Linked DNA regions of Homo sapiens: region 2 is linked to region 1. A link is a loop called in an ENCODE intact Hi-C map of the cell type or tissue named here. Cell type or tissue: PC-3. All regions are shown on one strand.

Region 1 (8,000 bases):
AGGGATTCGTTATTTTAGAAGTTTACCAAAATGCTCCCTCTCCTCTCCCCCTGCTTCCTCTCCCCTCCCCTCCCTCTCCTCTCCCCTCTCCTCCCCTCCCCTCCCTCTCCCCTCCCCTCCCTCTCCTCTCCTCCCCTCCCTCTCCTCCTCTCCCCTCCCTCTCCTCCTCTCCCCTCCCTCTCCTCCTCTCCCCTCCCTCTCCTCCTCTCCCCTCCCTCTCCTCTCCTCCTGCTTCCTCTCCCCTCCCCTCCCTGTCCTCTCCCCTCTCCTCCCCTCCCCTCCCTTCCCCTCTCCTCTCCTCTCCTCCTCTCTCATATACACACACTCACACACACTATCACTCACACACACTCACACACACTCTAACACACACTCACCTACAAGCACGCACGCACGCGCACGCGCGCGCGCGCACACACACACACACACACACACACACTTGAGATGGCTGACCTGGAGGCCACCGTTTGCCCCAGGGGTAGATGCCAGAAATGGGCCAGCTTGAAACAGATGGCAAATACTCAGCTCTGAAGGACAAGCTGCCTGGTCTAGGCCTACAGGTATAAGAAAGAAGATATTTCAAGGAGGAAATGAAAAGGCAGAACAAGTTCCCCGTCCCCTGTCATCATGCTCGGCTCTGAGCTGGAGACAGGTGGGAGGTTTTGGAGAAGGAGTAAGAGCTCCAGATGTGAGTGTGAAGGGACCTCTACCCTGCCTGGCTAGATAGCTTCAGGATCGCCTTCCACATTCCCTCTTCACCCTCTCCACTCGGCTCTCTGCCCCGGGAAGTTGAGCTATAAACACATCAATGGGCCTCTCTGACCAGTGCCTCTGGTTGGATTCAGATCATGGGGAACAGTAACAGGACAAAGAAGGCAGGAGGAAAGTGAGGGTGGGTATTTATTCCGGGGCTTCCTTCTGCCAAGGTCCTATGGCTCTGGTCATGGCGGCTGCGGGTGGTAACAGCACCTACGTTACTAGCTAGCTCAGGGATACTGCACTGGACATGGGTTTCCCCGCACCCTGCCCACACCTTCATAAATAATCTCTGTATTTAATTCTCTTCAAAACACACCATTTGAACAATACCGTCGGCTCCCTGCCCCTGCCCTTCCATCCCTGGCCAAGGAGACACAGGTTAATGTTCCCCTGGAACTTGAGGGGACCCAGGAGTGGAGAGGATTTGCTCCCTGCATACTCTCAGGAGTTTTCGTGAGTTGCTGCCTTACAGATGTGTCTGACTCTGGGAATGTGAGGAGAACGATAAATGGGGTGGCATGGCTCATGTGGGCAAAACAGGGCTGGAGATGGTGTGTTAGTCCGTTTTCACACTGCTATGAAGAAATACCTGAGACTGGTAATTTATAAAGGAAAAAGGTGGGGTTTTTTTTTTTTTTTTTTTTTTTTGGAGGCAGAGTCTCGCTCTATCCCCCAGGCTGGAGTGCAGTGGCACGATCTCGGCTCCACCTCCCAGGTTCAAGCAATTCTCCTGCCTAAGCCTCCTGAGTAGCTGGGATTACAGGTGCATGCCACCATGCCCGGCTAATTTTTGTATTTTTAGTAGTGACAGGGTTTCACCATGTTGGTCAGGCTGGTCTTGAATTCCTGTTCTCGCGTGATCGGCCTGCCTCAGCCTCCCAAAGTGCTGGGATTACAGGCGTGAGCCACAGCGCCCAGCCAGGAAAAAGCTTTAATTGACTCAGTTCTGCATTGCTGGGAAGGCCTCAGGAAACTTAACAATCATGGCAGAAGGCAAAGGAGAAGCAGGCACCTTCTTCACAGGGTGGCAGGAAGAAGTGCCAAGCAAGGGGGGAAAGCCCCTTATAAAACCATTAGATCTCGTGAGAAATCACTCACTATCACAAGAACAGCATGGGAGTAACCACCCCCACATCAGGAATTTTCCCTATAGTGACTCTGTTGGGGTATAGAGATATCAGAGAGAGAGAGAGAGAAAGCACGCTTGCAGATCAGCTGCAGATGAACTGACTGTCCGTGTGAGGGACATGGCTGAATTCTTAGAGTGCTGTCTGTGATGGTTAATTTTATATGTCAGCTTGGCTGGGCCATGGTGCCTAGATCTTTGGTTAAACATTCTAACATTTTTCTGGATGTTTCTGTCAAAGTGTTTTTTGGAAGACATTAACATTTAAATGGGTGGATTCTGAGTCAACCAGATTGCCTTCCATGACGTGGGCGAGTGTCATCTAATAAGCTGAAGAACAAAGACTGACCTCCCCTAAGCAAGAAGAATGATGCCAGCAGGCTGACTGTGGGCTCGATCTGCAGCTCTTCCCTGGGTCTCCAGCTGCTGGCCTGTCCTGCAGACTTTGGACTTGCACCTCCACAATCACATGAGCCAATTCCTTAAAATAGACCTTTCTTTTTCTAGGTATAGGTACACATCCTGTTGGCTCTGTTCCCCTGCCAAGATGGGAGCCAATCAATTCCAGCAGAATGTGTGGGGCCTCATTCGAATGAATGTTTGTGCCCTCTTGGCAGACATGGCGAATTATTCAAGAGCAGGAAGCCAGTTCAGGATGGAGCAAAGTGTTATCCTTGACTTCTTCCTCCAGCTTCCGTCCCCATCAATCTGTGTAGTGGCCAACCCTTCCCACTTCCCACATTTACTCTCTCTCTTACTGCTACTCCTTAATCCGAGCCATCCATGGAAATCCCCAGCCAATAGCATGGGACAGTTGACGGTCTAACTCTCAGCATTCATCCCTCTCGTTCCCAGCATTTGCTCTATGCATCAGGCATGCAAACCCTTCCCCACTACTTGTAGAGCCCATGCTCCTTTATACCTCTTGTATTTCATTCACCAAAAATCTCTAATAAGGGCTGACTGTGTACAACCCTGTGCTAAGGGCGGAACACGCAGTCCCAGGTTTCAAAGAGCTCAGAATCTAAGGGAAAGAGAGGCTTGGAAACGGATTAAGTGCAACCACGTCCTGGCCACAGAGGGGAGGAAAGAAGCCCTGGTGAAGGCTCTTTGCAGAGGGAGGGAACGTCTTTATTTTATGCATGTTCTTCCCTTTGCTACCTTGTGCCTCTTCACCAGGAAACATCTCATCCTGCAGCTGAATACCGTCTCCCTACTCAGTGGTATCTACTGCCACCTCCATGCTCTGTCCAGAGCTAGTTCATTGTTCCCTTCCCAGTGCTCCTTCATATTTTCTATTTACTACTTTCTTCCTTTATTACATCAAGTAATACTACCAAATACTGCTCCTCTAGCATTTGCCCTGTGCTGCGCATGTGCTCGCCCTGCAACCACCTTTGGGGCAGGTACTATCGTATCATATCGTATCATCATTGGCTCAGGGTATAAGTATCTTGCTTAGTAACTCATGGCTCGTGAAATTAGTCATTTCATAATCTCAAGTTGCTGAGCACTTGTCTGGCGCAGAGTAGAGAGCAAATATTTGTCTAATGGAAGTGTGTTTGTGAAAATGCTGGGCTGTGTAAACTAAACAGAACGGAATAAAATCAGCTAGAGGGGTTTGCCAGGGAAGACTTCAAAAGCAGAGGGCATTTGTTTCTCTCTTGCCACCACTAATGTTTCTCAGTGTCTGGGGCGAGAGCCAGGAGAGAGAAGCCAGGTAGTCCCATCGTTGGAAAAGGCCACAGCGCCTTGCTGCCACCCACTGACAGCAGCATGGAGCTCTGCAGTTCCAGGACTGCCTGTGCAGGGGGCCATCCCTGGTACCATGCCCCTCTCCCTTCTGTGTGCCAGCTGGGCTGTCTCCCTTTCCTGGCCAGGGCTGTCCCTGCTGAATGCCAAACATCTGCAGACAGGGTTTGCAAACAGCTGGCTCAAAGTTCTGAGCTTTTGTGATCTCATCCAAGTGCCTGGCTATGGGGAACAGGCTTATTTTCCTGGGCTACCAGCACTGGAGTGGTGGAAATTACATTAGACTTGGATTCAGAGGCCTGCATTTGATTCTGAGCCCTGCCACTTTACAGCTAAATAAATGATACTGAACCTCTGTTTCCTTCGCTGTAAAATGGAAATGATGATCATTCCTACCTCATAGGGTTGTTAGGGGAGTAAGACAATAGACATGGGGCATGCTTGTAACTGTGTTCTGCTGAAACATGTGAGAGAGTGTCAATAATTAAAAGAAGCAAGAGTTCCTCAAGTCACAGTCATGCCAAGATGTCTAGACAATCCCTTTAGTTTATCTCAGTTCATTATTGAGATGCGAGGTCTACATAGCAGGGAAATTAATTGTTGCACTGAATGGACCAGATTTAGTTATTCACTGAGGTGGGCTGACACCTTGGGACTAGCACAGCATCTGGAGGCGGAAACTCTGGAAATGAATCCCCAAGTGCTGTTTGTGTAATCTAAGCATCATTTCTTCAGTTCTAAAATTGGGGCCATAATCTCCACATTGTACATGCCCTTGGACCCAGCAATCTTGCTCTTGGATTATATCCCAGAAGGCGTATACGGTGATGTGTAGAAGGATATTCGTCGTGGTGGTGTTTGTGGTAGCAGACAGGAGAGATATTGGAGGTTTTCACCACCAGGGAATGGATAAGTCAACCACAGTGGATGCGCCTGTGGAATTCCGGACAGCAGGCAGAAGCAATGGACTAGATGTACACAGAGCAGCATGGAGAATTCTTCAAAACAGTGTTGGGTAGGCTGGGCATGGTGGCTCACGCCTGTAATCCCAGCACTTTGAGAGGCCAAGGCGGGTGGATCATGAGGTCAGGAGATCAAGACCATCCTGGCTAACATGGTGAAAACCCGTCTCTACTAAAAAAAATACAAAAAAAAAAAAAAAAATTAGCCAGACGTGGTTGCGGACGCCTGTAGTCCCTGCTACTTGGGAGGCTGAGGCAGGAGAATGGCATGAACCTGGGAGGCGGAGCTTGCAGTGAGCCAAGATCACACCACTCCACTCCAGCCTGGGCAACAGAGCAAGACTCCATCTCGAAAGAAAAAAAAAAGTCACCTAATTAGAACAAAGACACTCCTATCACCCAGTAAATTCCAAGAGATTAGGAGTTTTGTGTCAGAAACTGGGGTCAAAGACAAAATATTAGAACAAAAGATGTACCTAGCACTCTCATTGCAGATTACAAGTGTTTTAGGAGCTCTGTGTCAGGAACCATGGATGAGGAACAAAAAAAATTCTTATTATAAATCATAATATTGGGGGTATAGAGTAAAACAAGAAAAGAGAAGAGCATTGCAAAGATCAGTGATAATAGTAGAGTGTTAACCTAGATGTATAACCAACTCAGTTTCCTGCAGCAGAAAATGTTTTAAATGTCTATCCTGAGGTGTTGTAAGAATTAGACATAATATTCATAAAGGTTCCTGACACAGTGCTTGGCCCATGAGAGATGCTGCAGAAATGGAAGCTCCTTTTATCATTCTCTCATTGATCAAATAATGTACCAAGTGCCCACTTTGTGCAGGACGCTGTGCAAGGATCCATGGGAGAGACAAAGACTGGGTGTCTCTCAGGAACTTGAGCATAGCAGATGGGACAGAATGGCAATGGGAGGGGAGAACCCTCATCTGAAGCTGCAGAGAAGACACTATCAGACCTCCTCAGCTTCCAAATTGAGGCTGAAAGAAGTGACTTGCTCAAGGTCACACAGCCAGTTAGGGGCTGAGCTAAGGGCAACTGTCTAGGTCTCCAGGGCCTTTTCAGAGCATCACCCAAGCCAGTGTGGCTGGTGGGGTGACTCAGATTCTTGACTTCACCGCACAAAAGAATTTGAGGGTGGGTCCAAAGTAAGAGTAGGCAAAGAAGTTTATTGCAGAGTGAAAGTACACTCTCAGAGGCAGAGTGGGCTGCTCAGAGGCAGAGACAGCCCCCAGTGTCCCAAGGGAATTCCCTTTATGAGAGCTGTACAGACATATGCATGAACTACTGGTGAGGTGAAGTGCAAAGGCTGACCTATGGTTGGTGTATGCACTCAGCATCTACATGCTTTCACATGCATTGCATGTTATCACTAGCGTAGAAAATCACCCAGAGGTGTGTTTATTAAAATGAGGAAAAATCACTAAGTTAAACCTTGAGCCTAGCTGCTCATATGAGACCCAGGAGAAGTCCTTAGTCCACCCCCACAAGCCAGGAATTTGTAGCTAATAGCTTCTTGGGGTTTTAGTGCTGATTGGCTACAGATTGGGGAAGCTGCATCACATCATGAACAATGGGTTTTTGTTCTCTTTCTCAGGTGGTACTAGGTATCAGGAACTTGTAGCCATCTGGCGGTCTGCCGGTAGCCTGTAGGACTGCTTACAGGTAGGTGCTGATGCACAAGGGGGGCCTGCTTTGAAAGGAGCCCATGGGGCTTCACACCAGGGGACAAGTCAGTGTGGCCTCCTCACCTTCCTTATCCTGCCTCACCAATACATCTGAATCCAAGAGAGTGGAAGGCTGGTACCTCCTGTCTCACCTTCTGCTCTGACAATCCTCCCTCACACTCCTCTTCGGTTTACCCACTCACCCATGTGCATGTGTGCAATGGAGAAATAAATTAGGAGATTGTTTTAAAAATGCAATTTGGTAGCTAAAATCTTTCTGAATAGGGGGTCCATGGGAAAAAAGTGAAAAGGTTCTGAACCCTGGCAGAGGTGAAGCTCTAAGGAGCAAATCTCCTTGGGGTGGTTAATTTTACATGTCAACTTGACTGGGTCATGGGGTGTCCAGATAGTTGGCTTACTTCTGGGTGCATCTGTGAGGGTGCTTCTGGATGATGTTGGTGTTTGAATTGGTGGCTGAGTAAAGCAGACAGCCCTCTCCAGGGTGGGTGGCACCATCCAATCTGTCAGGGGCCTGAATAGAACAAACAGGCAGAGGAAGGCTGAGTTTGTCCTCTGCCTGGATGCCTGAGTTGCAACATTTGTCTTCTCCTGCTCTCAGACTGGGACCATAGGCTCCCCTGGTCCTTAGGCCTTCAGACTTGGACTGAACGACACCACTGACTTTCCCAGGTCTCCAGCTTGCAGATGGCAGGAAGAGGTTCTTCCCAGCCTCCACAGTCATGTAAGCCAATTCCTTACAATAAATGTCTTCATATCTACACATCCTATTGCTTATGTTTCTCTGGAGAAGCCTGACTAATACATTCCTGTTCTCCCTTTTCCAGGCCTGCCCAGCTGCTTTAGTGATTCCGGGTCAGAGTCTTGCAATCAGAAGCAACTCCCACCCTCAGCCCTCAAAATGGGCCATCTCAAATCTTACTAGCCAATGGCACTCCAAGGAGAGGGAGGAGCAGTGTCCCTGTAAGCTCCTTCCAGCCTTTATCATCCTTTGACTTGTCCCTAAAATATCCTATTCCCCAAAGATGGCAAGAGCGCCTCCCGAGAAGGAGGAGCAAGGGCATCTCCATGGAGCCCCGCTCTCTGAGCTCTGACTGAGGGTGGGGGAAGGAGAGAACTCTGGGTCTGGCTCACGGGGTGCCATGTGTCAGGCAGCAGGTCCTTGTGAAGTCTCCAGAGATGTGAGGAGTTGGTCGTAACAGCCCAGGGAAGGAGAGGTAGACGTGGCAAACGGGAGAGACAGGTCCCCAAAGGCTTTGCCGACTTCTTGCCAGCCTTGATCCACCAGAGCTATAATGGCCTTTCCTACTATTTCAGAAAAACCCAAAACTTTCCCCACAGAGTTCAAAATGGGATTGGCAAGGAGCTGAATACCATATTGGTTTTCTGAGATGAGCACAGTCAGCACACTAGCTCCGAGTCAGAAAGGGCAAGAGAGGAGGGCGAGACAATTCTCTAAGTGATGGGAACCTTCCCTGTCTGGGAGTTTGGCTCAGCTGTGAGCTGGGTTAATGTGGCTGCAGAAGGGAAGCATGGTTCATGTCCAGCCAGCAGGGACACTGTCCCAGAGCTGCGCTCAGCCCTCATAGACTGGCTCCATTTACCTCTCACGCAGCACCCCATGAGCTGAGGGCGGTTCTGTGGCCATGTTACACATAAGGAAATAGGATGCAGAGCTGATGACTTGCCCAAGATCACACTA
Region 2 (8,000 bases), 130 kb before region 1:
GTCTTGGGCAAGTTATTTGGTCCCTCTGACCCTTATAGGATTGTTATAAAGATCAGATGAGACCAGATATGTTGAAGTGTTCAGCATAGTGAGAGCTCAATAAATGCTGATATTATAGCAGCAGCAGTAGCAGATTTTACTTCCTGAAGCCCCCTTTCAATGACCGAGAGTCCTTTCTTGGACTGTTAGGACCAGGTCCAACTATCTCAGTTTGTTTTTTACCTCGTGCTCTTTGATGTTATATATCTGCAATAGAACTGGATTTTCTAGGCTGTAAATTTGTTTATTTTTTAAGGATTTAGACCTTTTTTCGAGTATTAAGAGAAGATTTTCTCAGCAGCTAAGTTAGGATGACCATTGAATCTCAGTCTTTTTAGGGGCGATCCCTGAGTTGTAAGACACATAATAAAACCTTTTTTTCTATCTTGTTTCAGTGATTTAATACTATAGGCATACTATGCTTTAACAGTTTATTCCATCTCTTTTTTTTTTTGAGATGGAGTCTCACTCTTGTCACCCAGGTTGGAGTGCAATGGCACGAACTTGGCTCACTGCAACCTCTGCTCCTGGGTTCAAGCGATTCTCCTGCCTCAGCCTGCCGAGTAGCTGGAATTACAGGCACCTGCCACCATGCTCGGCTAATTTTTGTATTTTTAGTAGAGATGGGGTTTCACCATGTTGGCCAGGCTAGTCTTGAACTCCTGACCTCAGGTGATCCGCCCACCTCAGCCTCCCAAAGTGTTGGGATTACAGGTGTGAGCCAGCGCACCCGGCTTCTATTCCGTCTCTTTTATTAAGGCACAGATTATCTGATTAGCTATTATGACATAATTTGATCATCTTTTGAAATTCACATAATCTATTAATTTATTCAACAAGTATTTATTGATTTCCTATGTGTCAAGTACTCTTCAAGGACCTGTGCATATAGCAGTGATCAACACTGACAAGGGCTCTGCCCCCTTGAAGTTTTCATTCTATTGGACAAATACAGACAGAAAACACATACACATATAAGTAGTTTCAGATCAGTGCACTGTGAATAAAATGTGACTTCATTTTAGGGAGAGGCCAGCTTTAATTTGAGCTAATTCTTAATGAGAGGAGGAGCCAACTGTTAGAATCCTATTGTTATATTAATTGATTGCCTAAAACGTTGACTGCTGAAAATGTTGATTTCTTGGTGAATTTTTCCTTTTGCACTTGAAACCTCTCATTTGGACAAGGTAGACATGGCTGATTTAGCAATGAGATATTAGTCTTTGTTGTCCAGTCTTTTTTCCACTATTTTACTTTGATAATAAAATTAATATTTTAAAAGCTTTGTATTATTAAAATTGCATACACTTGATTTTAAAAAATTAGAAAAGATAGACAAACGAAACGAAGAACTACCCTACCAAAATTCCACTGTCCAGGTTAGGAGTTGGCAAATTATGGCCTGCAGACCAAATCTAGCCCATCACCTGTTTTTTTGTTTTGCGTTTTGTAAAATTTTTGTTGAAGTCTAGCCTGTAGTAAAGGGCGTAATTCCAGAGTGTACCACGTGATGAATGTTTACAAATGAGTACACCTCCAAGGTCAAGACACAGAATGTTGCCAGTACTCCAGAAGCCTCCCTCCTGCCCCCCTGCTATCACTATTCACTCCCAAAAGGAACCATTATTTCAAATCCTATCACCATAGCTTGATTTTATTTATTTTAGAAATTCATACAAATGGAACCATAGAACAATAACATTTACTCTTTTTTAGGTCTGGCTTTTTTTTGTTCAACAGCATAAGATTCATTCATATGGTTGCGTGTGGCAATAGTTTGTGTTTACTAGGCGAATACCCCAGAATTTATTCCTTGTGCATTTGATGTATCTTTGCATTGTTTCAATCTGGGAGCCTGATGAATAAAGTTGTTATGAATATTCTTATAGATGTCTTTTAGTGGACATTTCCATCGTACTTACTTCTACTGGACACGCACCCAGGGCTAGGTGATAAAGTGCAGGTTTTGGGTATGGATGTACTATTTTACATTTCCTTCCATATTACATGAGAGTTTTAGTTCCTCCACATTTTTGACAGTACTTGGTACTTGCCAGGTTTTTTTAAAAATCAGGTTAATTGATGTACAATTAACAATAAACAATAAAATCAACCCTTTTTAGATGTATAATTCTGTGAATTTAGACAAATGCATACAGTTGTGTAACTATCACCAGAAATCAAGATACAGACAGTTTCCATTACCCCAGAAAGTGTCCTCATGTCCCTCTATAGTCAGCCCCCTCAGGCCCTTTTAGCCACTAGTTTGATTTCTCTCCCTGTAGTTTTGCTTTCCTTAGGAAGTCATACACATGAAATGATACAGTATGTAGCTTTTTGAGCCTCCTTCTTTCACTGAAATTTATTCATGCTGTTGCATGGATCATGAAGTATTTTATTCTTTTTTGCTGCTGAATGGTTACCCCTTCACCAGTTGATGCACATTTGGGTTTTTTCCAGCTTTTGGCAAGTATGAATCTTAAAGCCACTATAAGCATTCACATACAGGTTTTTGTGTGGACGTAAGTTTTCATTTTTCTTCGGTAAATACCTAGGAATAGGATTGCTAGTTCATATAGTATGTGTATGTTTAGCTTTATGTGAAACTTCCAGACTGTTTTCTGAAAGTGGCTGCATCATTTTACAGTCTTTCTGGTATTATGTTGACCTTTCATTTGTTTCCCATCCTCACTAACACTGGGTATTGTCTTTTTTTTTTTTTTTTTAAATTTCAGCCATTTGTTCTAGTAGGTATGTGGCACTCATCATGATTTTAATGTGAATTTTCTGATGATTAATGAAGTGAAGCACTGTTTCATGTGTTTCTTGGCCATTTGGAGATCTTCTTTTATATAATGCCTACATGTGTCATTTGCTCATTTTTATATTGGATCGTCTAACCTTTTCTAGTTGAGCAGTAGGAGTTCTTTTTTTTATCTTTTCCTGTAATCCACTGTACCTTAGAAAGGAGTTCTTCATATAGTCTGTATATGAGTTGTTTGTCAGAGATATATGAGTTGCAAATATCTTCTCCTCCCTCTGTCTGCCACCTGTTTAAAATAATTTTATTGGAACATAGCCAACATTTGTTTATATATTATCTATGACTGCTTTTGCACTACAGGGGCAGAATTGGGTAGTTGTGATAGAGACCTACTGACCTGCAAAGCCTAAAATATTTAGTGTCTGATCTGTTACAGAAAGTTTGTTAACCCTTGATCTAGAGAACCGTATTCATTTTCTATTACTGCATAACAAATTGCCACAAATTTAGTAGCTTAAAACAATGCCCACATTTATTAGCCCACAGTTTCCATGGATAAGTAGGCTGAGGACAGCTTAGCTGGGTCCTCTGCATAGAGTCACACAAGGCTACAGTTAAGCTTTTGGCCAGGGCTGGGCTCTCATCTGGAGGCTTCAATGGGGAAGGATCCATGTCCAAGTTCATTCAGGTTGCTGGCAGAATTCATTTCCCTGTGGCCTTGGGAATGATAGCTTCCCTCTTTTACTGGCTATAGGCCAGAGCTGGCCCTCAGCTCCTAACGGCCAGTTCCCTGCCACGTGGCCCTCTCCATAGGAAGTCCACAACATAGCAGTGAGCTCATTCAGAGCCAGCAGGAGAGCAAGAATGAGTCTGCTAGCAAGGTAGAATCATTTAATGTAACAAAATGACAAGAGTGACATCTCATTATCTTTGCCATATTCTGTTAGCTAGAAGCAAGTCACAGGTTCTACTCACACTGGAAGGAAGGGGATGTACACCAGGAGGGTCACCTTAGAGTCTGTCACAGTTACTATTAGTAATATATTGGTGTCTTAAGTTTACAGATGTTTTTCTATGTTTATATAGTTGAATTCTGTTTTAAGCAAAAATGGCATCATACAGTTTCTTTTGTAACTGGCTTATATAATAATATCATGAATAATGTAACATGAACATTTTTTCATGTCAGTAAATCCAGATCCATATCATTTCTTATTGTGGCTTGTATCATACCTCACTATTTGAATATACCATAATTTATTTAATCAATTCCGTCTTGTTAAATATCAGGATTGCTTGTGGTTTATGTCACATTTTACCAGGCTGCCATAGAAGTATATGTGAGTGCCCATTTCCCCACACTGCCTCAGTGCTGGTTATAATTCTGTTGCAGTCAGTGGCTCTTGACAAAAATGTATATGTGAAACTGAACACCTCCTATTCTCCTTCCTTCTCCTGTGTATCTGTTTTAGATAAGAAGGCTGACTGCACAATCACAATGGCTGACTCAGACTTCCTGGCTTTAATGACTGGTAAAATGAATCCTCAGTCGGTAAGTATGATGGAGCTTATATCCTGCTAGTAGGTAGGTCTTTCAGCCCTTTCTACTCCATCTCCTGACTCAGACTCTAAAGTGCAAAGTGGTCAGACTCACAAAACTCAGTGTTCCCCAAACAGTTGACAGACGTCTGTGGAGCAAGCTGTGTGCCACACACTGTCTTGTGTGCTGGAAGTGCCCAGAAGAGTAAGAAAGTTCCCACGCTCAGGGCATCCACAGATGTGTAAAAGAGTCAGTGCAGCCAGAGATCCAAGGTGCCACACCTGGCTTGTGGTCAGGGGAGGATGAAGGCAGGAGCAGCCATATCTCTCTGGGCCATCAGGGAGAGCACCACAGAGGAAGCAGCTCTTGAGCTTAGTACCCAGGCGGAAAGTAGGAGTGTTCCAGGAGGAGGGAGGGGTGGCATGAACAAAGGCCTGACCTTTTACATTCCATTTATTTGCCCATGCTCTTCTTTTTGCCTGACCTGTCCTTACCTGACAAATGACTTGTCTTTCAAAATTAGCTCAGATATTATCTCCAAGGACCTCTTTCCAAGTTGCTGGGGAGCTGTAACCAGTCCCTCTCCTGAGCCACGTACTGGACTGCCAGCTTAGTGCCTGTTGTGTTATGTTAGTCATAATATGCCTCTCTCTCTTCCCTGTTAGGCTGTGAGTGTCTCAAAGCATCAAAGCACATCTTATTTGTCTTTATGTTTCCAGAATTTAGCACAGTATCTGATGTTTTTAGGTATTCTGTAAACAACTGTTGGACTAAATTGCATTTGTCTAAAGTGTGTTTATGCCTTGTATAGATTTTCCTAGTCCCCAAATTGTCAAGGGTCCTCTTAGGCTCTTCAGCTGCAGTGTTGAATGGACTTGATATAGTGAGCTTTCTGTCAACTTGATATATACTGAGCTTTCCATTAATAAAAAAGAAACTAAGACGTTTCTTTCCAATGTAACTTAATTTTTTCTGTTGTCTCAGTCTGGTTTGTTTTAGGTTTTATTCCTGTGGTTCTCTGGTAATTTCCAAGATTGGATAAAACAACTAAATCTCACTCCCACTTGCTTTTTTAAAATGCTTTTTCTACGTAACCAAGCACATTTTAGTTGATGCCATGACAAGTGAGAAATTTGCATCTGTGATGTTTCAGCTGAATACACACCATTGGCACTGACATTTCCACTGAGCCTGCTCCAGAAATCTGGACAGAACAGAGGCCACCAGTATAGGAGCTGGCTGTCATCCTCCTTCCCACCCACTGCACATGCCATGCACAGCTTTGGCAGGCTGTTCAGACTTCACACATCAGCTGCCTTCATTCTCTCAATTTATCTTTGTACTGCCCATTTTGGGGGCAAGGTGTCAGCTTATTTTCCTTCAGCACCTGTTAACACCCAAAGGAATTAAAGATAAAAATAGCAGACCTTTCTATTAATGTGCTAATGGACTTCCCTTATGCTCAGAGGATTTCCAGAGGATTTGACTGGAAATCGTTAAATGCAGTGGAAATTCTAATTTCAGTGTTTGGCTCCAGCAGCAAGCGTACATGAAGAACACCTAGGGGCCAGATTAAAATCATCTTTATGTATGGACTCTCTGAAGGGTGAAGATTCATGTTTTCTCTATTGTTAGTAAATAAAAAGTGATTTTCTTTGTTAACTTACAAAGGAGAAAGGTGGCGAGTTTCTCCTGTACTACTGGTCCGTATTTTTAAATGATGTTTGTTCAATATATTGTGTTCTGAGACACCTGACCTTTAAGGCATCAGACAGAAGGCTTTGTGCCATATAGAAAGGAAATATTTAGTTTGTCCAGACAGAGGAAGGGGAAAAAAAGGAATTAGTCACCCTTACCAGGAGGTACAGAAAAAAACAGAGCTCCTTACATTCCCATGGATGATGTAGAAGAGCTCCTAGCTTCTTAATGTACTGTTAAAAACCTAGGACTACCAGAAGCTTTTTTTTTAAATCTAGCCCTTCCTTATTTTAAGCATTCAGTTAAAATACTGAGATCATGGCAGGGAAATTATGCTACGTTCCCAATTTTGCTGTTTCTCTTAAGTTTTCCTGGGATTTTGTTACATGGTAAATTTAGCAAACATCATGTGATCTAATCCCAGGCAGTTGTTAAATGGAACAAATTGTGGCTCTGCACTTCAGATTGGTTTGATTTTTCTTGTTGAGCCAAAGAGTAACACAAGCACCTCATTCTCAGCAGGCTCTGTGCCCTCTGTAGGGATAAGTCCTTTATCATTGGTGGCATTTCATTCACATGCATGTTGGATTGAATCCCAAGAGTTTCTGTGTTTTTTGTGTATGCTTTTTCTCTCAGCAGCCTGCTAAAAATTTCAGTTCATATTTCCCACCTACATGGAATGTTTTAAAACATAATCAGTGTAGTATGAACCCACTTTGAGGAGGACAGGTGAAAACAGGCTCAATTTCTATGAGAAATTTGGGAAAGCTGCTCCTTTCTGCTGATCTGCAAAAAGTGTGGCCTTTACAAATTCTTCCTTTTGAAGAATGTGGTTCCAAATCTATTCCAGAAAGCCAAGTTTCATATTTTAGAGAAAGTCATGTGACCTGGATAAATAAATGATCTCAGGGCTAGATAGTGTAGAAACATCAGCAATCTTAAAACAAAAAAACACCAAGTAATGAATTTTCTTTCTTCTTCACAGGCCTTCTTTCAAGGCAAATTGAAAATCACTGGCAACATGGGTCTCGCTATGAAGTTACAAAATCTTCAGCTTCAGCCAGGCAACGCTAAGCTCTGAAGAACTCCCTTTGGCTACTTTTGAAAATCAAGATGAGATATATAGATATATATCCATACATTTTATTGTCAGAATTTAGACTGAAACTACACATTGGCAAATAGCGTGGGATAGATTTGTTTCTTAATGGGTGTGACCAATCCTGTTTTTCCTATGCTCTGGGTGAATAGAGCCTGATGGTATACTACTGCTTTGCGGAATTGCATACAACTGTGCATTACAAAGTTAATATGGTAATTATGGTCTGGGGTAAAATTGAGTTTCAGAATAAAATTAGGAACAGTAAAATCCAAAGAACTATGTAAACAAAAAAGCTTTTGTTTTGCTTACAAAGTATATTTAAGGATTATTCTGCTGAAGATTCAGTTTAAGAGTTTTCCTTGGGAGAACTAAGTAAGAAACACAATGCCAACAGCTGGCCAGTAATTAGTGTTGTGCACTTCATGTCATTAATCAATTTCTCAATAGTTCTTAAAATTAGTGAGATTAAAAATCTAAAAATTTTGCATTTCATGCTATCAGAAACAGTATTTTCTTCCCAAATCAAAATAAAAGAAATATGATCAGAGCTTGAACACAGGCTTATTTTTAAAATAAAAATATTTTTAACATGGGTTTCCTTATTGAAAAATCAGTGTATTAGTCATAAAACACCATCATTAAGAATAATTGAACAATAAAGTTTGCTTTCAGATGCAGTTTTCAAATTATAATCTCATTTCAATTTATAACGTTCTCAGTCCTTTGTTATAATTTTCCTTTTTCATGTAAGTTTAATTATCTGCATTTATCTTTTTTCCTAGTTTTTCTAATACTAATGTTATTTCTTAAAATTCAGTGAGATATAGGATAAAATAATGCTTTGAGAAGAATGTTTA

What was found. Hi-C counts contacts between places; a loop is a spot of excess contacts. Peaks named below come from ENCODE experiments on the same cell type or tissue, not always from the same donor. Only the 100,000 strongest peaks of a DNase experiment are listed, where the experiment ranks them.
Region 2: it touches region 1 in a loop (3-fold over the local background); 3 of 110 quality-filtered maps call a loop at or near these places.

The regions. Positions count from the first base shown.
Region 1 is chr1:53,173,306-53,181,305 of GRCh38, forward strand. It overlaps LOC105378724 (a long non-coding RNA gene), which reads left to right and starts at 7,138. Exons shown (of 3, transcript XR_947347.2): 1 at 7,138-7,261. In PC-3, CTCF peaks have their summits at 3,643 (motif pointing left) and 3,845; a DNase peak (open chromatin) is centred at 3,376; H3K4me3 peaks cover 574 bases; H3K27ac peaks cover 2,068 bases.
Region 2 is chr1:53,043,583-53,051,582 of GRCh38, forward strand. It overlaps SCP2 (sterol carrier protein 2), which reads left to right. Exons shown (of 16, transcript NM_002979.5): 15 at 4,276-4,355; 16 at 7,027-8,000. The coding sequence ends at 7,122. Among named protein-coding and RNA genes, the nearest start is that of PODN, 15 kb to the right of the region's middle. In PC-3, no CTCF peak of the experiment used is centred here; DNase peaks (open chromatin) are centred at 4,339 and 4,819; H3K27ac peaks cover 4,050 bases.